3 separate regions of the Homo sapiens genome follow, and regions 1 and 3 are each linked to region 2. Evidence: chromatin loops called from intact Hi-C (ENCODE). Cell type or tissue: heart right ventricle. All regions are shown on one strand. Region 1 has its middle 40 kb from the start of LINC01804. Region 2 has its middle 5.5 kb from the start of MYCNUT. Region 3 has its middle 110 kb from the start of MYCNUT.

The links. Hi-C counts contacts between places; a loop is a spot of excess contacts. Peaks named below come from ENCODE experiments on the same cell type or tissue, not always from the same donor. Only the 100,000 strongest peaks of a DNase experiment are listed, where the experiment ranks them.
Region 1: a loop joins it to region 2, with 2.1 times the contacts of the local background. A loop is called at or near these places in 7 of 110 quality-filtered maps.
Region 3: a loop joins it to region 2, with 2.1 times the contacts of the local background. A loop is called at or near these places in 3 of 110 quality-filtered maps.

Annotation. Positions count from the first base shown.
Region 1 is chr2:15,726,869-15,734,868 of GRCh38, forward strand. No RefSeq gene overlaps it. Among named protein-coding and RNA genes, the nearest start is that of LINC01804, 40 kb to the left of the region's middle. RefSeq lists a silencer at 5,419-5,478. In heart right ventricle, no CTCF peak of the experiment used is centred here; a DNase peak (open chromatin) is centred at 3,813; H3K27ac peaks cover 1,493 bases.
Region 2 is chr2:15,910,878-15,918,877 of GRCh38, forward strand. No RefSeq gene overlaps it. Among named protein-coding and RNA genes, the nearest start is that of MYCNUT, 5.5 kb to the right of the region's middle. In heart right ventricle, no CTCF peak of the experiment used is centred here; DNase peaks (open chromatin) are centred at 1,454 and 3,884; H3K4me3 peaks cover 327 bases; H3K27ac peaks cover 978 bases.
Region 3 is chr2:15,806,877-15,814,876 of GRCh38, forward strand. No RefSeq gene overlaps it. Among named protein-coding and RNA genes, the nearest start is that of MYCNUT, 110 kb to the right of the region's middle. RefSeq lists enhancers at 2,379-3,106, 3,835-4,562. In heart right ventricle, no CTCF peak of the experiment used is centred here; a DNase peak (open chromatin) is centred at 4,066.

The sequences.
Region 1 (8,000 bases), 180 kb before region 2:
CTTGGATCATTGCAACAGTACCATTTTTTTTTTCTCTGCAGTGGGCTATAAGTTTGCAAAGCCTTTTTAAACATTTTGTCTTATTGAATCATCTTATTATTCTCGGGCCACAGTGGACAGGTGCAATTTTCATGTTTCTCAAGATAGACAGCCTGAGGCCCCGGGTCTCACTGTCAGGTAGGTCAAAGCTTTGAGATTAAGTCCTGTAATGCCTTATTTCAGTGTCCCAGGTCCCCAGATATTTCCCTATTAAGTCACTCATGGGACACCTGTGTGTTGAGTGCCTGTTCTTAGTCAGGCACTGATCTCAGCATGGGACACCATGGAAGTGAACACTGACAAAAATCTGCTGTCACCGGGTGTGGTGGCTCATGCCTGTAATCCCAGCACTCTGGGAGGCCGAGGTGGGCGGATCATGAGGTCAGGAGATCGAGACCATCCTGGCCAACACAGTGAAACCCCGTCTCTACTAAAAATACAAAAATTAGCCGGCTGTGGTGGCACGTGCCTGTAATCCCAGCTACTTGGGAGGCTGAGGCAGGAGAATTGTTTGAACCTGGGAGTCGGAGGCTGCAGTGAGCCGAGATCACCACTGCACTCCAGCCTGGTGACAGAACGAGACTATGTCTCAAAAAAAAAAAAAATCTCTGCTGTCTTGGAGTTCACATTCAAGAGAAGAAAACCAACAATAAACACACAGATGGTATGTCACACAGGGAAAAGAAGGAGAGGGACAGTGACCCTCTCAGAGCCAGAGGGGGACTGTTGTCGCATAGAGTGTGATGTGGACAACCTCTCTACTAAGGTGACTTTTGAGTGGAAACCTTCAACCCTTGTGAGGGTAGAAGCCAGGTGGCTGCATGAAGGAAAAGCATCCCAGGTGCTGAAGGCCCTGGGAAGGGAACAAACAACACACAGGGAGGCCAGCGGGCTCACACTGAGAGTCTACACTTGAGACCTGTAAAGCAGGGCTCTCTTTTGGTTTCCCTGGGCCACGTTGGAAGAAGAATTGTCTTGGGCCACACATAAAATACACTAACACTAACGATAGCTGAGGAGCTAAAAAAATTGCAAAAAATCTCATAATGTTTTAAGAAAGTTTATGAATTTGTGTTGGGCTGCATTCAAAGCTGTCCTGGGCCGCTGGGCCTTGGGTTGGACAAACTTGTGCAAAAGAAAACAGGTGTATCTTTTATTACATATTCCAAACACCACAGATATTTTGAAAATATAAGTATGTCAACCATTGCTTTAAAACTGTGCCATCTATTGCTCTCTGGGAACTTCCCCTTCTTGAGACTCAGCTCTGGTCCATCATATTGGAGGATGCCGAATCCTGATAAAGGATTTCTGGGCAGCTCTGAACAGAGGACAAAAGAGATGGAGATGAGCCTCCTGTGGTTGGAGTCACTAACACAGTCACATGGTGTCATTGAATGCCTGCTGAAAACACTTGTCCGAGCAGCGCTCTGGAGCATAGACTGAGCCTTTGTGATGGTCATAGCTGGTGGCCTGTGCAGGAATGAGTTAGCGTCCCTCCAGGTGGGTGCGGAGGAGGAAATCCAGCCCCACCCTGGGAGACCTCCTGGGTTCATCCTGGTCTAGCATGAATGACTCTGTCTTGGATACACCAGGCTTCCTTCCCCTTTCTGCAGTAGAATTCATCGAATTCTGCCAGTGCATTAGAGATGTGGGCTTAAGAAAATCCAAATGACATCAATCAACTAGTGATGAACAAATATTTGCAGAGCCCTTCCTCAATGTCACACCCTCAGTTTGGAGCTATAGTTTAGAAGAATATGGGGATTAATGAAACCTGGCTGCTTCTGTTACATTCAAGAGGAGAAAACCAACAATAAACACACAGATGGTACGTCAGATGGGGAAAAGAAGGCAGGGGGAGAGGGGTAGGGAGGAAGACTCCCCACTCCTGGGGGATTCGCTGCGGAGACAAGATTTATGTTCAGGAAAAGTTAACATGCAGGAAAAGTAGTTACAATATAGCTCCTTAGTCTGAACCATGACTAGATAATCATATGGTGAGCCTTTAAATGTACCTGTGGGATACGGAAAGAAAGGACCTCCTTGTGTCCTAACCCATGGAGCAGGGGGGTGCAATAAAGTACTGTGGGTGACAGAGTTATTTGAAGGGGTGATGAACTTTGCGGGTGAGATGGCCTGAATTATCAAGTTCAATAGATAAGGAGGGTGAGGCCTAGAGGGGATGTTTCTCACCCAAGGTCACACCCAGAGCCAGTGTCCAAGTGGGACTAGGGCCCAGGTGGCGTCCTCGGGTTCTTCCAGGCCTGCCTCTTGCCTCCTAAACATTTTCATCTGTTTCTGGATATTGGTGGCTCCATGAACTTTGGGCGATCTCAGCGTTTGGTTTTCAGGTCTGTGACTGGAAGGCAGAAGGGATCTGCTGACTCCACCTGCAGATGGACTGAGTCCTTCTCGTGCCCATCACCTTACCGCTAAGGTGTAAAGGACTCAGGAAAGGGACACAGGAGCTGGGTCAGGGTAGCTGCAATCGATTGCTTGGACAAGAATGGACCAATGACACTCACAGCTGACATCATGGTGGTGACTTTTTATGAAAGTCAGGCCAGAGCAGACACAATGAAAGTTAAAGCATTGAGTGTGAAGTCTTGTCTTGGAGTCAAAAAAGCTGAACCAACTAGCTCAGATTGGCAGGGGGTGATGGGGATATATGGCAAGCACAAGGGTATGAGAGAAGGACCCTAGAAGGTTCTAACTAAAATTAACCTCAATTTTGTTTTATTTTTTTTAAGGAGAAATGTGGTTTCACTATGTTGGCCAGGCTGGTCTCAAACTCCTGACTCAGGTGATCCACCTGCCTCAGCCTCCCAAAATGCTGGGATTATAGGCGTGAGCCACCATGCCCAGCCAAATTAACCGAGATTTTATGGGCCAGCTGTGTATGGGGGCAGTCAGTTAGCTAATGTGACTTCAGGCTGGATTGCTAGAGATTCAGTGCCTAGAACAAGAAAGATGATGCTCTTATTCTATTTGTGCTGGTCTGCCCACTCCTGGAACATTGTTTTCAGTTGTTCAGAGGAAGAGTGGACAAATTAGCATATCACGAGAAGAAGGGGCCAAGGGGGGCAAAGAGACAACAAGTATTCCCTTTGAAAAACTTCGGAAGGAAGTGAGGGTCTCATCCTAGAGTGGAGGTGGGCATACCAGGAAGAGGAGATCTACTGTGAATATCCGTCAGGATGAGAGGTAACAGTTGTGTTTTGTACAGGCCAAGAGAAAGACAGCTTAGAGTTTGCCTCTCGTGGTAATGACCTTCATGTCTCTGGAAGCACTTGTATGAGGGCTTAATCATAAGAGATGCCAGAGAAGGGATCGCTTCACATAACGATAACAATAGTAATAGCTAACACTTGTTAGTTGTTACTATATGCTGTGTACACTTTACGCCAATTAACTCAATTTTCATAACGACCCTATTAGGTAAATACTATTATTATCCTCATTTGACAGAGGAACAGAGGGTTATTAACTTGCTCAGGGTCCCACAGGGCTTTGACACCAGGCAGTGTGGCTCCATAGGCTGAGCTCCTGTAGTGCATGAAGAGCATTTGTGCAAAAGACCTCTAAGATTTGTCCCATTCCTGAGACCCTGAGGTTTCAGGGAGTTCCCTGCTGGGACCATTCCCCAGTTATTTACTTCCTTGTAATAGGTCATGCTTAGCGTAAGGCCAAGGAGACAAGACACTGCTGACTCATTCTTTCCCAGCTGTGCAGGCTGGGCACAGAGCCAGGCTGCTTGTCCAGCCCTGGGGCAGATGCCGGCTGCTGCGGTTTGGCAGTGGGTCAGCAGCTGGGATGAAGCCACAGAGTCTGACCTGTGAGGAGGGTGGTGGGTCCACAGGAACCCAGGCTCTGCAGCCCTTCTGAGATGGGCGGATCTGGGCATAGGAAAGAAATGCAATCAGGAATGCAGCAAGGCAGAGTTGAAAAGTCCTGTGAAGACTGTGCTGAGCATCAGGGTCGGGTAAGCCTCCTCTGGGGGTTGCATAGGAGCTGCTCACAATCATCCCAGTATTATTCACATCATCTGTATTTAGTGGCACCTCCTTGGTGCCAAGGTGTGAGCCATGGCCCCGGGTAGCACAGCCTCCTGCTTCCCAGCTGCTGGAGGGATTGCCCTGATCCCATGCTTCTCCAAGGTGGTCTGGGGGAAGCAACCCAGCAGCAACTGTAGGAGCTGCCCAACTCTCCCACTGCCTCAAGGGCTGAAGGGATTAATTTCATGGCATACGTGTGTCCCCCTAGATAAGCTCTGCTGCAAAACACAAAAGTGGCCATGTTCTCTCCCAGCACTTGAGCTTGCCTTGAGACTGAAATCCAAGTGATGCCCCTCAGGCTATCACCTCTGGTGGATGCCCCTCCAGCCTGTCTTACCCATGTCCTTCTTGGGCCATCAGCCTTCTGTTACCTGCTGGGATTGTTCCCAGTCTGGGACACCATACCCCAGTTCCTCACCTGCCTGACTCCTGTGGGCCCTTGGAGTTAGCACAGGTTTCACCTCTTCCAAGAACCTTTCATCTTGTCAGAGCATTGGCCAGGCAGCCCCGGGATCCCTGGTTGACTCTTCTGGGTTCCCTGAGGACAGGGCTGTTCCTCATCTCTGGAGTGCCAGCCCCTGCAAAGCAGTTGGATAGAAACGCAATCGTTATTGGTGACAATTTCTCACAGTTCTACAGCTCCTTACGGTTTATAATGCATTTCACACTTATTCTTGCATTTGAGTTTTGCAGAATTTTATGTGTGTTCCTTTCTCTGTCGTCACTGAGTGCTCACTCTAGGCAGCCCTCTGCTAGGCGCAAGTGGCAGGATGGAGGAGCGTGCCAAGGACTAGGAGATTACATGGAGAAGCTAACATTAGCCTTAGTGCTTCTTTGCCATTTGGGGAAGCAGATTTTGGAAGCTGTCACTTCCAAGGTGGAGTTCTGGGAAGTGTTTGGGCTTCCCCTTAGCAGGTGCTCCCTAAATTCTAGGCACTCCCCTCCAGCACTAGAGCTTTGTATTCTGACCCCTGACCCTCACAGCCCTTTGCCTTTGATCAATGTATTTTCTCAGACTGGAACCTCCTTCCTCTGCTTTTCCCTGTTTATCAACCTAGTTTAGTTGCCCCTTGCTTCAGACAACCTTCCCTGTCTCTTTCCCTGCAGCCCCCGGAGTACTGTAAGGCCCTCCACCAACAGACACCTTTCACTTTATTGTCCTGAATCACAGGTTTAAGCTTAAGCTGGGTTCCCTCCATTAGATCTCTGGAGATCCAGAATTAGGGTCAGATTTATTTCTGTTTCCCTGCACAATATCTGTTACATAGCAGGTATTGTGTTGGAGAGGGAATGAATGGATGGATGAATGAATGAAGAAACTGAATTGAGTCCATCTCAGCTTCTCCAACAAGGACAGAAAAGAAACAGCTCAGGAGACGTAATCTTATAACATGGGGTTTCTCTGTAATTTGCATAAATAACCCACTCTACTAGGTTTCACGCCTCTTGGGAGACCTACCAGCTGCCTGCCTCTCACTTCCAGTTTCCAAAGAGGAAGGAAGGTTTCTACCAGCCCAGCTCAGCTGGTCCAGGGACTAAATTACCTTCCCATCACTGAGCCCCTTTCTCATTATGCCAGAGGAAGATCACTACTGCCTGTCCATTTGGGCGGCTTATCCACGTGGCCTGGTTCCAGGAGCCATCTGTGTGATGTCATTCCCAATACGATTTGAAACTTCCAGCATCTGCAGCCCCCACTGGTGTTGAATCATAGTGAGACTGGCATTATCATCACCTCCACTTTACAGATGGGAACTTATCATGGTGAGGGTTCTAGAGATGGGGTGGGGCCGGGCCCTGTGTCTCCAAACGAGCCCAGTGTATCTCTTGAGGCTGGCCTCTCCCTCTCCCTGGTACAAGCCAGGGCTTCAAAATCCAAAAGATCTTTCTTCATCTTTTCCAACCCACTATGACCCAAATATGCATCTTCCTTTAAGGAATGTCTTAGATTTAAAAAAATTAAAAACTCAAAAGCTTCTGAGGCATCTTACCTGAGCTTATCAACATCTTTCCCCCATTCCTTCTGATATAACTACTTGGGCTGACTTGAAGCCTCACTTAGGTGCAGCTGCAATGGTGTGAGGTTTTTGTTGTTGTTATTGTTTTTGAGATGGCGTCTGGCTCAGTCATCCAGGCTGGAGTGCGATCTTGGCTCACCGCAACCTCCGCCTCCTGGGTTCAAGCAATTCTCCTGCCTCAGCCTCCCGAGTAGCTGGGACTACAGGCATGTGCCACCACGCCCGGCTAATTTTTTTGTGTTTTTAGTAGAGATGGGGTTTCACCATATTAGCCAGGGTGGTCTCAAGCTCCTGACCTTGTGATCTGCCCGCCTTGGCCTCCCAAAATGCTGGGATTACAGGCATGAGCCACCGCGCCCGGCCGGTGTGCGGTTTTATTTGAATGGAGCTCCCGTTTGAAATAAAAGCTCTATGATCTAACCTCTCCTGGGCCTCCTGCCTTGCATCCCTAGGGGAAGTTTTGGGGCATAAAAGTCCAATTTCTTTTCGTATTGGACGCTTGGATGAGAGAAAGAGAAACGAAATCCTGGCACTGAAAAAAGCAGAGACAACCAAACCCAATTATTCCTACTAACTGGGAAGGAATTCCATTTGAGTTAGTGGTTCCCAAACTTGTCTGATGATAAAACTTGCTCGATTGGAACCTTTATGTCTGGACTCTGAAAAACCTACATTTTAAAAATTAGAGATTCCCTCCCCAAATTTTATCAACAGGGAAGACAGGGAGGAAAAAAGTTTGAGCTATAGACTTAATTCATAACACCTTCTTCTTAGACTTGAGAGATTCTTTAGGCATCTATCGTAATGATTTGATAAGACCGAAATGGAAGGAGTCCAGTTAAAGCAAGAAAAAACATCAAACATGCTGAAGATTCTCCACCCTTCATTTTAACATAATTTATTATTTTACAAACACTTTCATAGCACTTACTATGAGTCAGACTTCATGCTCTGCAAATATTTGCTTATTTAATCTTCAGAGAGGCTTGCAGAGGTCCGATGGGGTTAAGTCACTTGTCCAAGGTCACATAGTTATGAGTGGGGGAGCCGGGGCCCAGACTCAGGCCGTCTGGCACCAGATTGGTTGATATAAACCACGCAGCTATATGTGTTTTAAAAAACCTCTTTTCACTTGGCCACAGAACAAACCCTGTCTTCATAATCATTGTGAAGTAAATGATTGAAGAGCCTTGTCTGAGTGATTTCAAATATTTTGCTGGCGGGGTCCAAATTAGCGATCCTGTTATTGTACATGGAGCGTGGTCTGACTTTCTCTTTTGAGGGCAAAACATGCCTATTGTTATGGCAATCCCAAATGCTGCATAGAAGCTTTAAAGAACAGATTCTAATCCCTTTGTTTCTCACTCCAAATGTTGAAACAAACCTCAGAGCTCTGCTGATTCCTGACAGATTTGAGTCTCTCTGCGTTTCAAATATTTCAAACCAGCTTGGGAAGCAAACACATGATATTCTTCTTTCTCTTGCATGGTTTATTTTTAAAGCATGCATCTGGCTGCTTTTTCATTTCCCAGAAGGTGGAGGGAAATTACTCTACAGCAATGGCTGGGTGTTGGATCGCAGCTTCTCCCCACAAGCAGGAGGCGACAACTCCGTCCAGGTCCCAAGCATGACCTTAGCCTGTTTCCAGTCTGAGCCCTTGGTGAAGAAACCTCTGACCAGCAAGAAGCTGGGCTTCTTGCACATGGCTGGGAAAGAAGTTGCTGGTGGCTTTTACATGTTTATCATCCCTGAGGAGCAGTCTAGTTACTCTCTGATCATTCCCCATCAGCTCAGAGAGCCCCTTTCTGGCTCAGAAAGCTCATTGTCACAGTGCCACAAGCATTACTGAGCATTTGCCATGTGTCAGACCCTGGGCTAGACATGA
Region 2 (8,000 bases):
CATGTGAGGTTTGCTGTCTGTTAATTATACCTCAATAAGCTGTTAAAGATAAAAAGAGTAAAAAAAAGAGTAAAAAAATCCCTTACATGAGAATGCTTCTGGAGTTGTTGGAGAGGAGGCCTAGAGCCCAGCTGGGCATGAGAGAGCAGTCGCTCCAGTTTGGAGAAGGAGGATGGGGTGCTCCAGGGAGGACATTTCCAAGGAACAAATGGAAGACATAGCTGGCTTTTGTGTTTGAAGGCACACTCATTACAATACTGAGGAGGCTGGGTGGGGTGGCTCACCTGTAATCCCAGTACTTTGGGAGGCTGAGGCAGGCGGATCACTTGAGGTCAGGAATTCGAGACCAGCCTGGCCAACATGGTGAAACCCCATCTCTATTAAAAATGCAAAAATTAGCCGGGTGTGGTGCCACATGCCTGTAATCCCAGCTACTCAGGAGGCTGAGACAGGAGAATCGCTCAAACCTGGGAGGCAGAGGTTGCAGTGAGCCAAGATTGTGCCACTGTACTCCAGCCTGAATGAGTGAGACTCTGTCGCAAAATAAATAAATAAATAAATAAATAAATAAATAAATAAATAAAAATACTGAGGAAATACAGTTCTACTGAAGAGGTGGGGGGTGAATTAGAGATAGATACACAGAAAGCTTAGTAAACAACATGAGGCAATTATTAATTGCAAAGAAAGCAAAAAAAGTTCTATAAGACAAGAAATGTAATGGACAAAAAAATGGCTCTATTCCAAATATATTAATATAGTCATGAAAATGTGAGTAATGATGGTTTAGCCAAATTGATAGAATATATCTGGGAAGATGGAGTGGGAATTGGTGTAAGGCTGAGCTGTTAGGGCAAGAGGAAGACGTGTAAAATCTCACCCACCACACCTAGAAGTCAAAACGCAAAAACCTAAAAGTAGTAGATGAGGAAATGGTAATGTAAGCATAGTATTTAGACTGAGGGAGGTAAGTAGCAGAGACAGCTGAAGGGAATAATCACCATTGCCTCTAGGGAGTGGGAATCCGGAGGGAAGTCTGGGGCCTTAGATTGCTGGTTGTTGTCAAAAGCCAACACTCTCTGGTTTTTCAACTATTTGTAAATATCCCTTAGACATGATAAAACTAAATTTAAGAAACTGTATGGGAAAAGTCCTGGGAGAGCATGACTACAAATTAAAACAGTGATTTCAACTCTTTATTTTCCCCCGGTTTAATTTGTACTGGTCCTGGGTCTTTCCAAGACCATTTATTACTTTCATAAAGAATAAAATAAATGAGTGAATAAATGCAGGTGAACAAAACCCATCCCATTGCTAATTCTCAAGAAAGTGGAGGACAAGACTGAAAAGAAGATAGGAACCAAGATGGAAAATCCCAGAGACGGGAGCCGCTGGCCAGGTTCCTGGCACACAGCGTTGGAAGAAGCAGCCTTCCCCTGGGAAACCGCCAAGGAGTCATTCCAGGACAGCAGCTGGGCTTCCGGAGAACCGGTGCCCGCTGACTACTGTAAGGTTAGGCCCCTGCGGCCCCTCCTACACACACAATAACAATAATAAGTATAAACACACAAAACAGCGAAGCCTGGGGTAAGATTCCTGCTCTGACTCACAGGCTGCCTTTCATGCTTACGACATAATCTCTCAAAAACATCTCCTGTTTGGTAACTTCAGTTTTCTGAACATCTCCCCTTTAGATGAGAAGCAAGAGGTGAAAGAAGGGCAAAGTGAGTAAGAAGAAAGAAAGACTTGAGTGCTATTCTAAAGAGAACATTCTAGATGTGTCCAGGGGAAGAAGCAAAATATGGGCTCTCTGCCCAAATTCTCTCACTGAATTTCAAAAAGAATTTGTATCCCCTTTTGATCCCCATAGAAGGCATCAAAAGGTGAGAGAAGTCAAAGAATCTTTCCAGGTTCACCAAAGTCAGAATTATTATTATTATTATTTTGAGATGGAGCCTGGTCTGTCACCCAAGCTGGTGTACAGTGGCACAATCTCGGCTCACTGCAACCTCCACCTCCGGGGTTCAAACAATACTCCTGTTTCAGCCTCCTGAGTAGCTGGGATTACAGGTGTGTGCCACCATGACCCACCCAAAGTCAGAATTTGAACCCAGTACTCTCCCCTTTTTCCTTTCTTCTCTCCATCCTTCCTTTTCCTTCTTTAATTTTTATTTTTTTATTTATTTTGCCTTCAAAAATATTTATATAGCTCCCAAGCACAACACTAAACACTGGCCTGGGACTTCATGAAACTTACCTCCAGGGGGAGGGATGGAAAGTAAAATAAACAAATAAATGAGCAAATAGTTGCAAATGCTTGTCAGGGCTGTGAAGCAAATAAAACAGGGTCATGTGAAATACCGAAACTGAGCAGGCATGACATGGAATACTTCAGGATAAGTGGTCAAGGAATGTTCTCGAGGAAGCAGTATTTGAGCTGAACCCTGAGTGAAGAGCTGTGGAAAGACCAGAAACAGTGTTTCAGGTGCAGAGAATAGTAACTGCAAAGACTGAGGCGAAACTAAAAAAGTCATCGAAACCCACACTGAGCCCTGCTGGCGGGGAACTGATGACTCCTCGTTGGTACGGTCGTCTGCCCTGTCCAACGTGGGGTTCTTGAGAAGCTGATTCTGAAATTGAGATTAGGGTACAGGAAGATTCTTGTGGGGGTGCTCTTGTGAGGAGTGAAGGCAGCGAGGCTAGGCAGAGGGAGGGAGGCACTGAACTGTGCTGCAGTCTCACAGCACTGGCACAAGGACCCTGACCTTGGCATCACCGACTGCATAGGGTTGAGAATTTGACCATCTCTGGGGTGCCACAACTCTTATAAATTCAATCTCGGGTCTGATACTCAGCCTTTTCCGCCCTCCAGTTGTGAGAGATGATGGCCTCTTTATATGCTACCAACGAGGTCCTATGGCTGTCACACTTTACCTTCGTGATTAATCACTCTCAGCCTTCCACTGCCTTTCTCAAATGCATTGATGGTTCTCAGCAACAGCCATCTCACTCCATTGTTCGCCCCTCCTCACCAGCCTTTCAAACTCCTGAAGTCTTGCACCTCCTGTCCATTCCTTTCCATAGCTGTTCCACCCAAGTGTATCATGGAAGTTTTACCAATTGCAAAGCATGCCTGGGGGAATCAGTGCTCCACTGCCACAAGGGATGGGGTCCTCGTGGTCAACTGGCTGATGAGTGATCAAACTTCAAAATCCCATACACAGTCTGCTTCCTCAAACCCTTCCTGGCACCAACATCTCTGAGCCGGAGATGCACGTGCGGTAAGTTTATAGGGAACATCCTCTGAATTATTCCCTGCAGAGGAGTGAAGAAAGTAAACATATGCCAGGTGTGGTGGCTCATGCCTGTAATCCCACCACTTTGGGAGGCTGAGGCGAGTGGATCACTTAAGGTCAGGAGTTCGAGACCAGCCTGGCCAACATGGAGAAGCTCCATGTCTACTAAAAGTACAAAAACTAGCCAGGCATGGTGGCATGCACCTGTAATCCCAGCTACCTGGGAGGCTGAGGCAGGAGAATCGCTTGAACCCGGGAGGCGGAGTTCACAGTGAGCCGAGATGGCGCCACTGCACTCCAGCCTGGGCGACAGAGCGAGGCTCTGTCTCGAAAAAAAAAGAAAGAAAAAAGACAGAAAGTAAGTGTGGCCAGAAGTTCAATTCTGAAGCCCTCACAGCAACAGCCTCCGCCAGTCTCATAGGGCTGAGAGCTCTGGAGCTGGGGTGGCACTTTGTCCCAAACTGAAGCACTGAAGGGCTAGGCTTTTGTTCCCCCACATCAGTCAACTGTGAGACTGGGATACCTCACTGGAGGGGCCGCATGGCAGCTGCTTTCAGCTAAACATAGTGTGAAGGGAGGGAGCCAGCTGAACCTCCGCCAACCTTCTGCACTTCAGCAGGCAAAGCTGCAGTGGCTGGGGGAGTCCTGCCTTGGCTCTGCAGTGGGGCGTAAGGAGTGCACCGGGACAGCCACCACAGCCCCACTTCCATGCTTCTACCGCAAAGAGCAATTAGCTTCTTTTCTTGGGACACATATAGAATCAACATCTGGAGACCACGAGCCTGAGACCCATTTCAAGTAGCAAAAGAATTTGGACAGGATGCATTTAATCTTGAGTTAATGGTACAAAGCTCAGCCAAGATAAAATTCTCAGCCTCAACATATTTTATTTTGAAAAAATGTTATTGTCAGGTACAAGGGAAATTCCTCCTAACTTAGGGGGCTCTGCCAGATGACATAAGCACTGGAGGGACCATTCGTCTGGTGTGTTATCTTTTTCATCTAAGTAGGTCTTTCCTCCACCAACTCATCTCTCAAAAAGCTGGCCACAGTTCCTAAGTAATTCTATCCCCTGACAGCTGCAGGAAAGAAAATAGTTGTGACTTGAAAACACACATTTTTAGGCTGGGTGCAGTGGCTCACACCTATGATCCCGGTACTTTGGGAAGCTGAGGCAGACGGATCACCTGAGGTCAGGAGTTCGAGACCAGCCTGACCAACATGGAGAAACCACGTCTCTACTAAAAATACAAAATTAGCCAGGCGTGGTGGTGCATGCCTATAATCCCAGCTACTCGGGGAGCTGAGGTAGGAGAATCACTTGAACCCAGGAGGCAGAGGTTGCAGTAAGCCAAGATCGCGCCACTGCATTCCAGCGTGGGTGACAGAGTGAGACTCAGTCTCAAAAAAAAAAAAAAAAAGAAAAGAAAAGAAAAAAAGAAAGAAAACAGACATTTTTGGGGCCAGGCACAATGGCTTACGTCTGTAATCCCAACACTTTGGGAGGCTGAGGAAGGATCACTTGAGGTCAGGAGTTCAACACTAGCCTGGCCAACATCCCAAAACCGCAACTCTACTAAAAATACAAAAATTAGCCAGGCATGGTAACATGTGCCTGTAGGGCGGCAGAGGTTGCAGCAAGCTGAGATTGTGCCATGCACTCCAGCCTGGGCCACAGAGCAAGACCCTATCTCAAAAAAAAAAAAAAAAAGAAAAAGAAAAAGAAAGAAAAGAAAACAGACATTTTTGGATGTCATGTTTCCAAACACCAAATATGTTGGGTTTCCCCTTTCTTCTCCCATATCTTCCCTGCTCTGGGTGGAATTCAAATGGGGAATTAAAGCGAACACTTTGAGCCTAATTTCCAATCCTTACATTTTTATTGAGCACCTACTATGTGGCCAATGTGTTGGTAGTTATTAATAATAATAACAACCACCATTCACTGCCTGTTATGGGCCAAGTACTGTGCAGATATTACTTTGCATGCTTATAAGGATGATAAAGATTAGATGCATGTTAAAATTATTCCATTTGTCTCAGAGGGAAAATGGGGCTCTACTAGATTAACCAATCTGATCAAGTCAGTGAGGAACCCAACCCATGATAAAGGAGTTCAGTTTTAAAAAACTCAAGGGCTTCCCATCTATCATAGAGTCTAGTGAATAGAAAGAACTCAATAAATGCATTTGAAGCATTTTTAAGTATGATTGACCCATTTAGGCTGCAGGGTGGGCATGGAGGCAGTGGTGCTGCCTGCAGCCACAGGGTATGCCGTCTAAGTATGACACCGGACCTGCTTCTCAGAAAGGTCCAGCACTCTCAGTGAACTTGAGAGAGCCACTGTCAGTCCCAAGTTTGGAATTTCTACTAGCAGGACAGGCAGTTCATGCCCAGAAAAGGGGCTGCCTCTTAGTCTGGAGCTCTCAGTTCTCTGCCCCAAGGAAGCCATGGGTGGCCGGTGTGCTTCCCATTCGCACAGAAACAGGAGGACTTGGCAGTGCCTTCTATGGGAGCTTTCCTTCAGGGCTAGGATAGGCCAAGGAAAGGATGGGATTGGACAGAGAGAGCATTCTAGAGCTCACCTTTATCACAGAACCTCAAAGAACACAAAGTGCTGGAAATAAATACCAGGGCAGAGACTTCCAGGGTAAGGCCTTCTCTAAATCCACTGTTCTTCTTGTCCCCTACGTCCCACGGTGTCTACTTCAGAAATCTGGGAGGAGCATTGTACTCTAGTGGAGGGAAACCAGGCTTTGGAGTTAGAAGGGCTGGGTGTGAATCCTGGGTCTCTAGCTGGATGACCTTGGGTAAGTTACTTAGCTTGTCATAGCCTCAGCTTTCTCTTTTGTAAAATGGAGCTAGTAATCCGAACACCAGAGAGATTGTTCTGAGGAATAAAGGATATTGCAGCTGTAAAATGCTGGCCCTTACTATTTGAAAATAAATCTTACATCTGCTTTCCCCTTCTCAAAGATGTGTGATTATTCCTGCATAGACATGTGACTAGTCCTATACGTTTATTTTTACCTGTCCTTTTTCTAAAAATAATTTGAGGCAGCTGGTTTAATGACAAGACCAAAATAGAAGGCTCTCTCTCCCCTTTAATCCCTGCTCTCAAACACTTAGTGCAGGTGGCTATGTCACATCGAAGGAGTGGGAAGTAACAGAAGTGCGAGACATGCATTCAGCAGGTAGTATACCAGCCATGGGAGACTCAGAACGGACAAATGCCCGCCTTCACGGAACTCACTATCAAAGGTGGCATGCAGCCTGTGAGCCATTCCACACGGGCTTTCAATCCTTTGAGTTCTGATAATTCTACCTACTTCATATTTATTTTTCTTTTTTATTTTATTTTATTATTATTTTTTTGAGACGGAGTCTCACTCTGTTGCCCAGGCTATAGTGCAGTAGCATGATCTCAGCTCACTGCAACCTCCACCTCCCAGGTTCAAGTGAATCTCCTGCCTCAGCCTCCCGAGTAGCTGGGATTACATGTGCTCACCACCACGCCCAGCTAAATTTTTGTATTTTTAGTACAGATGGGTTTTCACCATGTTGTCCAGGCTGGTCTTGAACTCCTGAGCTCAGGCAATCTGCCTGCCTCAGCCTTTCAAAGTGTTAGGATTATAGGTGTGAGCCACCATGCTAGGCCCCTACTGAGTATTTCTAGGACCCATCTACTTCTCCTTAGACCCTCGGCCATGACTGTAGCTTGGGCCCTCTTTTTCTCTCATCCGGATGTCTGTGTCTTAATTGGTTGTCTGCACTCTTGTTGTCTTCCAACCTTTTCTCTATGCTGTAGGCAGTGTACATGGCTCAGTTTCTCTGCCTAAACATTCAGCGGCTTCCCAGGGACCTGGGAAAAAGCTTAGCATGGCTCAGAAGACCCTTGCTTCTCTCTCTTGGGTCCATTCACACTTTCCAGCTCCTCTTTCCTCCATATTGAACTTCTCTCCTGAGTGTGCCACTCTTTCCATTTTCAATGTGCTTCCCTTAGCCAGGAACCTTGTTCATCCAACTCAGCTTGGCGGTCACTTCATTCATTTCATTCACTCATTCATTCGCTCAGGATTGACTGAGTGCCCACTATATTCTGAAAGATGTGCTATATTCTAGTAGGGAGACAGCCAAGAAACAGTGCACATGTCAACAAATGACATATCTAATTTATGTTAATGGCAAGTGTTCTGAAGCACAGTGGGGCAGGGAAGGAACTAGAGAGCGGCAGGGTGCTGTTTTGGGTATGGTACGCAGGGAGCACGGAAGTAAGGGAGCTGGTCATACAAAGAAGAATGGGAGGGACACAGATGTTCAAGGTTGGGGGAAATACGTGCGAAACCTCTGTGGGAATAAAGCTGGAGTGCAGAGAAAAAAGCAAGACATTCAGAGTGGCTGGGGCAGAGAGAAAGGGGCCAGTGGTGAGAAGTGAGGTCTGGGAGGAGGCTTGTGGACTTTGCCTGACAGCTCCCCACCACTCTCTCCAGCTCTGACCTCAAGGGCAGCCTGTATTTTTCCAATTTTTCTGCTTGGGACTCTGTATTGTAAGTGAATGCTGAAGTATCCATGTTCCCAACAACACTATAGTCTTTTTATTCTTATTGACAATTTAACTTCTGCAATAAGGTAGGTTCTCAATATATATCTGTGGGTGATTGAATGACTACCAGGAACAAGAATAGAGGTGAAAGAAGATGTCAT
Region 3 (8,000 bases), 100 kb before region 2:
AACATGCCTCTGTTTCAGCGTTGTACATTTACTGTCAGGGAGCAGGGTACTCACAGCACACTGACTCCTCTAACAAACTACCCCTGGGTCTCAGGGGCTTCACTGATAAGATCTATTTCTTGCTTCTATCACAGTGCAGTGCAGCTTGGCAGAGAACCACACAGTTATTCAGAGACCCACGGTCCTTCTATTTAGAGTAGAGGCTCTCAGCCATGGCATGGTGACACTTGGGAACCAGGTAATTCTTTGTTGTGGGGGCTGTCCTGTGCTCTAGGTTGTCTAGAGCAGGGGTTCTCAACCCCCAGGCCGCAGGCTGGTACCGATTTGGGGCCTGTTAGGAACCAGGCCACACAGCAGCAGGTGAGTGGTGGGTGAGCATTACCGCCTGAGCTCTGCCTCCTCTCAGATCAGTGGCGGCATTAGATTCTCCTAGGACCGATAACCCTATTGTGAACTGTGCATGTGAGGGATGTAGACTGTGTGATAATTATGAGAATCTAATGAATGTCCGATGATCTGAGGTGGAACAGTTTCATCCAGAAACCATCCCCCTACCACCATCCCCACCCCCACCCACCCCTAGTCGGTGGAAAAATTGCCTTCCACAAAACTGGTCCCTGGTGCTGAAAAGGTTGGGACTGCTGATCTAGAGCATCCTGGCCTCTACACACTAGATGCCAGTAACACACACACCCCTTAGTTGTGACACCGAAAAACGTCTCCAGACATCGCCAACGTTCCCTGGGTGGCAAGATGGTCCCCAGTCGGAGGCCACTGGTCTAGAGGCTCTGCCCTCCTCTAGGGCCTTGGAGTGCTCCACGGGGTCCTCCACCTCCACCAGGCGAGGCAGGGGAGCTGAGGGAAGAGAAAGAGCATTGGGCCACACAGGAGGCTTCATGGGCCGGGGCTGCTGGTGACATACATCCTGTTTCCTCATGTTCTACGGGACAGGCTCAGTCCCATGACTATAGCTGGGAGAGAACTTACGTCCTGTAAGGGAGGCTGGGAAAGAGAGTGTAACCGTGTGCCTGGCAGGAGAGGGAAGTGGCTTAGGGAAGAATTTGCCAACCTCTCCCACGGGTAGAGTTCATGTATTTTCTTTTCATTTCTGAAGATAAGAGAATGCTACCCGCCCCCCCCCCATTTTTTTTTTCCGTGTCAGCTGTGAGGGCTCAGTCTGGCTCCCCAGTCCATAAACCCAACCTCACAGAAGGTCTTTGAGCTCACCTGGAAAACCATGGGAACACACTCCTCCCACACGTCACCGTCCTCTCCAGCCATGGTGAACAGTGCGAACCTAATGAGGCCTAGAAGCCTTTCCACTCCCTCCAGCCACGAGGCCGCCTTCCCATGGCAGGACTAGGGGTGGCTGTCGGACCAGACGTATCAGTCCTGCCCTTGGGAGAGTGTTTCCGACCGCAAGTATGAACCCTCCTCACTAACAGCTATGCTGAAGCACAGCGGGGAGCCAGTGCAGCACAAGCTCAGCACGACCGCGGTTGTAAGAACCCACGTGGAAGCCAAGAAGCCGCGATGGGATTCCAGCAGGGGGAGCGGCGCTGATGTGGTGGGCGAGCCTGGTGCGCTTGGGAAACATCGGGCAGGCGGTTTTCTAACTGAACAGAAAGGACCCTTAGAGAACTGTGGAATATCAGGCTGTAGAGGTAACCTGGGGATCGGAACGCCAGGATAACACAAATCCTTTATTTTGCATTTTCCAATGGCGAGCGAGTGCTTTGGCTTTCCGGATGGACTAAATTTACACTAGCCAAGAAGGATTTTTCTGGAAGCTTCTATAGGAAAATGGCCGTTTTGAGCTCCGACAGGAGTCCCTCTCTCCAACTGCGTGCAAACTCCTGGAACTCCTCCACCACAAATGTTTCATGTGGTGTAGCCGAGAATTAATTAGAAAAGAAAAAAAGAATCTCTCAAGTCAAAACACATATCTCACAACCTATTAGCATTAAGATTAGCATTAAAGAAAGTTGGAAACTATAACATTTTAAGCACAATTTATAAGTCTAATTTCCTGTGTGTCACTCTCAGATAATAAATGCTTTTCCTTCAAGTTGAAAAGTCTTGGTGGAAAGTAGGGGCTAGGAGGTCGGGGAAAAGAAAGAAAAAGTTAATTTAAGGCCTATTAGTTTATTTTTAGTCGCCCAAGATCTGAGGGTCTGAGAACATTTCCCTTTTCTGATAGAACACGCCTTCCTGTGTAGCAAGGAAGTCCCCTGACCTCGGGCCTCCTCTAAGGTGCTACTGATTTTTGACAGAATTCCTCAGGCAAGGGCTTTGAAAGAGGCTGAGCCAGGCCTGTGAGGGGAGGGTGATCTGGGGCCTGGAGGGACAAGGTTAATTGCTGGGAGCATTGAGAGTGGGGTTGCAAGGCAAGGGATACCGGCCGGGAGTCCTGCTTCCTGTATTGCTCTGGAATAAGTTCGCCCACCGCTTCCATAATAAGACATTCCTGCTAATTTGCCGGGAGCTGAAAGGGATTTCTGTTTTTAGCTTTGGGTCTGTGGCAACTGTTTTGTTTTAGATGAAAATTAAATGGGGAAGGGAGCTGGGGTTGGGTGGGGGATGGGAGGCGGAGCCGTAATTGAAGTGCATTACTGCTAATTACTTCGCCCTTTCTTTCAGTCATCATGTTGACAGAGAAATCTATTACCCAGCAGCTCCGTTTCCACAAATTGCCCTTCCCCGAGGACTTTGGGGAGGAGGCTAGATGGTGCTAGGGGAAATCGCTGCTTTGTTGGAGAAGTGGGCCTCCAGCCCTCCTCAGAACGCGGCTCCAGCTGTCTCCTAACCAGAGAGAGGGAAGCTAGTGGGTACCCCGCAGGAGGCGGTGGGAGTCACCTGGGAGTCCTGTCCCACCCAGGGTCCTCCCAGCGGCCTCCTCTTACAGATCACCTGGAATGCTGATGAGGTGGGTGGGGAGACAGCCTGGTCTCTGCCTCAAAACAAGAAAGAGAGTTGGAGGAAATGCTGCCTCAAGTAGCAGCCGTGTTGAAAGCTCTTGCGTATTTGGCCAATGAAATAAGGAGCGGGGCCCTGGGCCGTGCCTTCTGCCTCATTCTGCCTCTCCTGGGCCTTCCTCATCCCTCCGCCTCTCCTCTTCCTCCTCTCTGCGTGTGACATTCCCTCTCCTCTTCCCCGGTCTTCCTCTCTCCTTCACCTCCTGCCTCCTGCCCTCCTCTTTCCTCTTGCCCTCTTGCCCTCTTGCTCCTCGTGGCTCAGCCCCACCGAGGGCCAGTGTTGAGGAGTTTGGGACAGTCATATCAGTGCCTACTGGGTTCCCCATCTCCTCCCTCCCCATCTGTCTTTCCAAGTCATCTCTTAAGACAGAGCTCTAGCATGTGCTAGGGGGTTAGACACCTATGGGCCAGTGAGAAGACGGAAATGATCGGGAGAAGAGCTCGCAGAGCCTGCCTGGCTGCAGCCCCTCCCTTGGCCTCTTCTCTCAGCCTATGCTCCCTCAAAACACATGCGTGGGGCCTCGGTGGCGAGGACGCATCAGAGACAGAGCAAGACGCGAAGTCTGCCCCTAAGAGGCTCATCGTGGCAGGTGACGGGTTGGGGAGAATAAGATGCGTCTAGTTATACCTAGAGCCTAGGACTGAATATAACCAAGGCTAAGCTGCCTTGAGACCCGGTCTCTGCTCCACAAACACCAGTCCAGCATCCACAATAATTTACAAGCAATAGAATCTTGCCTTCCGTGTCTGAAGGGAGTCTGCATTCTTCATGCTTGGCAAAGCTTCTGGAAATCCCTTTTTAATAATATGATTCCAGTCTCTCCCCATCCCCTCACTCCCCCCAGTGACCAATTCTGCCTGTTCCAGTGTGAGCCCCACTCACCGCTTTGGCTTGTCCAGGGTCCCGTCACCCATTCTCTGCCTCCTCCCTCCACACAGGGCCCGGCAGAGGCGCCTCAGAAACTCAGGTCGGTCCTCAGCAGGGCATGTGGGAAGGGCCCGGTGTCGGGCATTGTTTCCCTGTCAGTCTATAGCTGCTGTGGGTCCAGCACCCCCACCACCCACCCCAGCTAGTCTTTGAGCCTGAGAGCACATTACAAGTTTCCAAGATAAGAATGTACTGGCCCCGAAGCTTGGCTGGGACTCTGCCCTTGATGGAGGGTGTGAGGGGGGAACAGAGAGCTCCCCGGGGCATGGGCCACTGTTCTCAAGGCCTTTGCCTTCAGTTCAGGGCCCTACATCTGGAACAGAGCAGGAGGCCAGGGAAAAAATGTCTGCAGAAGAGATCAAACCGTGAATTGTTTTCCAAAGAGCTGGAGAAGGCTTAGGGTATGAACACATCATCAGATTCTGCCAAATAATGGTGGAGGGTACCTGGGAAGACAGGAGGTTATTCAAGGTCTCAGGACACCTCCCACTAGGGTACTGGACAGGTCTGTGGCCTTCCCTTCTTTCCTCACTCCTTTCTCCCATATGCCCTCGGAGGAGGAGCCTGGTGGGGGGGAAGGGGAAGTTTCAATGCATTTTCCTGGGAAATGACTTCTCCGGAGTCACATTTCTTTTAGGTCTATATGGTAGAGTCATGGACTGTCCAGCCGCCCTTGACTTAGTTGGCTGAGATCCACCCAGGAAGCAGGTCCCTGATCTCAGGCGTGGATTCTCTGGAGGGGCTGGATGGGCTGCCTGTGCCTCCTGCAGGCCCTCCTCCGCTGGAAGGAGGCAGGCCAGGAGATGCCTCGCATTCCTGTGGGGCAGTGGGCTGGAGAGGTAGTTGTTTCTTTTTTTTTTTCTTAGAGGCACGGTCTTGCTGTTGTCCAGGCTGGAGTGCAGTGGCGCCATCATAGCTCACTGCAGCATCAACCTCCCGGGCTCAAGTGATCCTCCCTCCTCAGCCTCCTGAGTATCTGGGATTATAGTTGTAAGCCACCACACCCAGCCTAGAGAGGTTTTAAGGCTTCCAGCCTCCCTTGGGGCATGGAGGTCTCCCTCCATAGGCCTGGGATGGGTAGTTGTGGTTTGGGCTGAATGCTCTTGATGATTATCAAGCTACTCCTGGGGTATCCCTGCAGATGAACATGAGACTGAATTTCTGGAAGGAGGAGAAGCTGTGATGAATGCAGAGAGGGTGCACTCGGGATAGACAGATCACTTTGTCTCAAGTGCAAATTGTGATGAATTGGAGGCCACATGCACCGACAGTCACAGGTGGGAGGAAACAGAGAGGGCACCTGGTCCATCCCTCATAGGACTGATGGAAAATGTGGACCCAGAGAAGGAGAGATGTCTGTCCAGAGCCACACACCAGGAGCCCCACCTTCACCCCCCTTTCCTCCCCGCCCCACACTCACTGCGCTCTTGTAATGAGGTTAATTCCACTACGAAAATCTCACAGGATGGAAAATCCCCCAACTGTCCCTGCTTGGGCTTAGTTTTTAGAAATTCAAGGACGTGTACACATTTCAGTTCTTTTTTTTTTTTTTCAAACTGAATGTTTAAAATTCAGGCATCTTTTGTTCCACTCGATTCTGGAAGAATAATTCTAGGGACTTCAAGATCTCATTTAACAAGCGTTACAGCTTGATGAAATGCTGATTTTCATATTGTTCTCAAACTGCACAGTTGCAGAAGCCAATGCCAAATGCAAGCAGGATATTTTGAAGGAAAAAGCTTAAAATTGAAATCCACGTTGACAAATCCGAGATGAATGGCAGCGTGATGAGCACAGGGCTGCAGTTTCTCAGTCAGCCTGGAAAGGCAGTAGGGCGTGGCCAGAGACAACAGGCTGTGGACAAGGACCTGGCTCAGATTTAGGCTCTGCGACTGCTGGCTGAGCCACCACATGCAAATTTGTTTGTAAATGATAAGGGAATCTGGACTGGCAGGGAGGATTTGGCTAGTTTTTGTGGCCTTTGAGGTGCAAATGACAAGAAACTTGAGAAAAGCAAAGTCTCTCTTAGGGTTGAGATTTCTCTGCTGCCTACAGTTTAGCTGCAGTGTTGAAAGAATAGGGAGGTTGAAAGGCATCATGTTGGATGGAAAAGAGAATTGGAGTCTGCAGATGGGGATCCACTAACCAGCAGACTTCTCATGTGGACACTGAGCTGACAGATCAGAACTTACGTACTGCGTTGAGGACAACTCCAAGTGGCACTGAGAGTAGAGCCTGGCACTGAATAAATATGAATACATTTCAAATGAGGAATTAGCAATGGCCATGCTGGACACTGTTTTGAGAAGAATTGGTGGGTTCCTGGATCAGCAGGAACATTTGCATTGATTACCCAGCCATGGACTGGTTAGGGTGGAGCAAAGGCTTCATATATGCACCATAGTTACTGACCCTGGACTAAATGAGTTCTGAGCTCCTGTGGATGGCTGTTGGCATCAGGTTCTGTGTCCACACAATGTCAGAATCACTCCCTGGAGAAGGGTCAAGCTCTAACCATCTGGACAGCTGGATGCCGGGTGTGGGGCTGCTGTGTATGGCCATGCAAGCTGTGCCCTGCACAACTCCAGGTCTGCTCTTCACATGGTCTATTGGAAGCATGGCGCCCTGGAGCTGGGCAGCACAATGGCGCTGGCTGAGAGGTAGCAAACTGCAACTGAAAAAGCACTGTCCCAGAACCTAGGAGACCTGGTTCATAGTTTTCTGTCTGAATTTGTCGCCAATTCCCTTTGGGGCCACACTCAAGGCCTTCCCCATCTTTGTCTCCAGCATCCCCATCTACATTTGCAACCACTGGTTCCCAAGTGCTCCCCCGGGGCCCTGCAACCAGCATTCCAAGCACTTGGGTGTTTTGCAACTTCTGTTTGCTTTGCCATAGAGCCAGACCTCTAACCTGGGCAACTAGACTTGTTTCTTGGGCAACTGTAAAGCCAGGCCGACTCCTCAGACCATGAGGGGCAGTGGGGGTGGGGATGGGGGTGGGCTTTCGCCACAGCTCAGTGCTCTTGCCAGCTCCCAGGCTCTGGGGCTCCCAGGAGGACTCCCTTGCAGAGGCCAGGCCCTGCTCTGCAGAGCAGGTGAAGCACTCCTGTGGACATCACCTTTGGGTACCATGCAGGGCAAGACCCAGCCTTCCTCTCTTGTCTCAAGGAATGAGCCTCACCCCACCCTTTGCTCCTCATGCACCAGCTCTGCTGACCTCACAGCAGGTCTCCATACTGGCCCTGCGGTTTCCTCCCTCTGAGCCTTTGTACAAACCAGTCCTTCTGCCTGGAATGTCCTCCCACTTCCTCTAGTCTATCCTCAAAGTCCCATCTGAGTGGAGCCATCTCAGCGAACTCCCTCCCTTCCAGAGAGAAGCAGTCACCTCTCCTTTGTGTGGTGCCGCTTCTATTTCCAGGTTCTCCTACAGAGCACTTAATGCTCTGCTTTTCCAATGCCTGGGAGCTCTTCCTGGGAAGGGAAGGTATCTGCACAGAATAATAATAGGCCATTTCTGTAAGCACTGACCATGTGCTAAGCATTTCACATGTATAATTTCAAGAAGTGGGTATTGAACTTGACTCATTTCATAGAGGAGGAAACTGAGGCCAGAGATCACTCAGCAAGTGCATGGCAGCTCAGAGTTCAGCTCCCCATCTCCAGAACCTGGAGATCTGCCCGCTGCTTCTCCTGAAGTGAGCCATCTCCTCTGCAGCCGGCCTTTCATTCCCTGCCCCAGTCCTGGGTATAGTCGGACTGTCTTGGAGGAGCAGCTCTCTGAGCACCCCAGACAGAAAGCCTTGGCAGCTCAACATCAAACCGGGTGGGGGGGGGGGTGTGGATTCATCCTGTGCGGTGGCGTGGGGCAGACGTAAACATTGCTGAGTGAGACATGCAGTTTTCCAAGGGAACTGTTATCTGTGCAGGCCCGTTTGTGGGGCATTGAAATGAATTCCTTCCAGGAGGATTATCTTTCCTGCTTTATTATATTATATTTTATTTTTTTAGTGTGTTGCAAGTGTTAAAACTAGTTTTCAAGACCTGTTAATGAATCCAGAGTGATTATGTTGATATCCCCATCAATTATGCAGAAAATC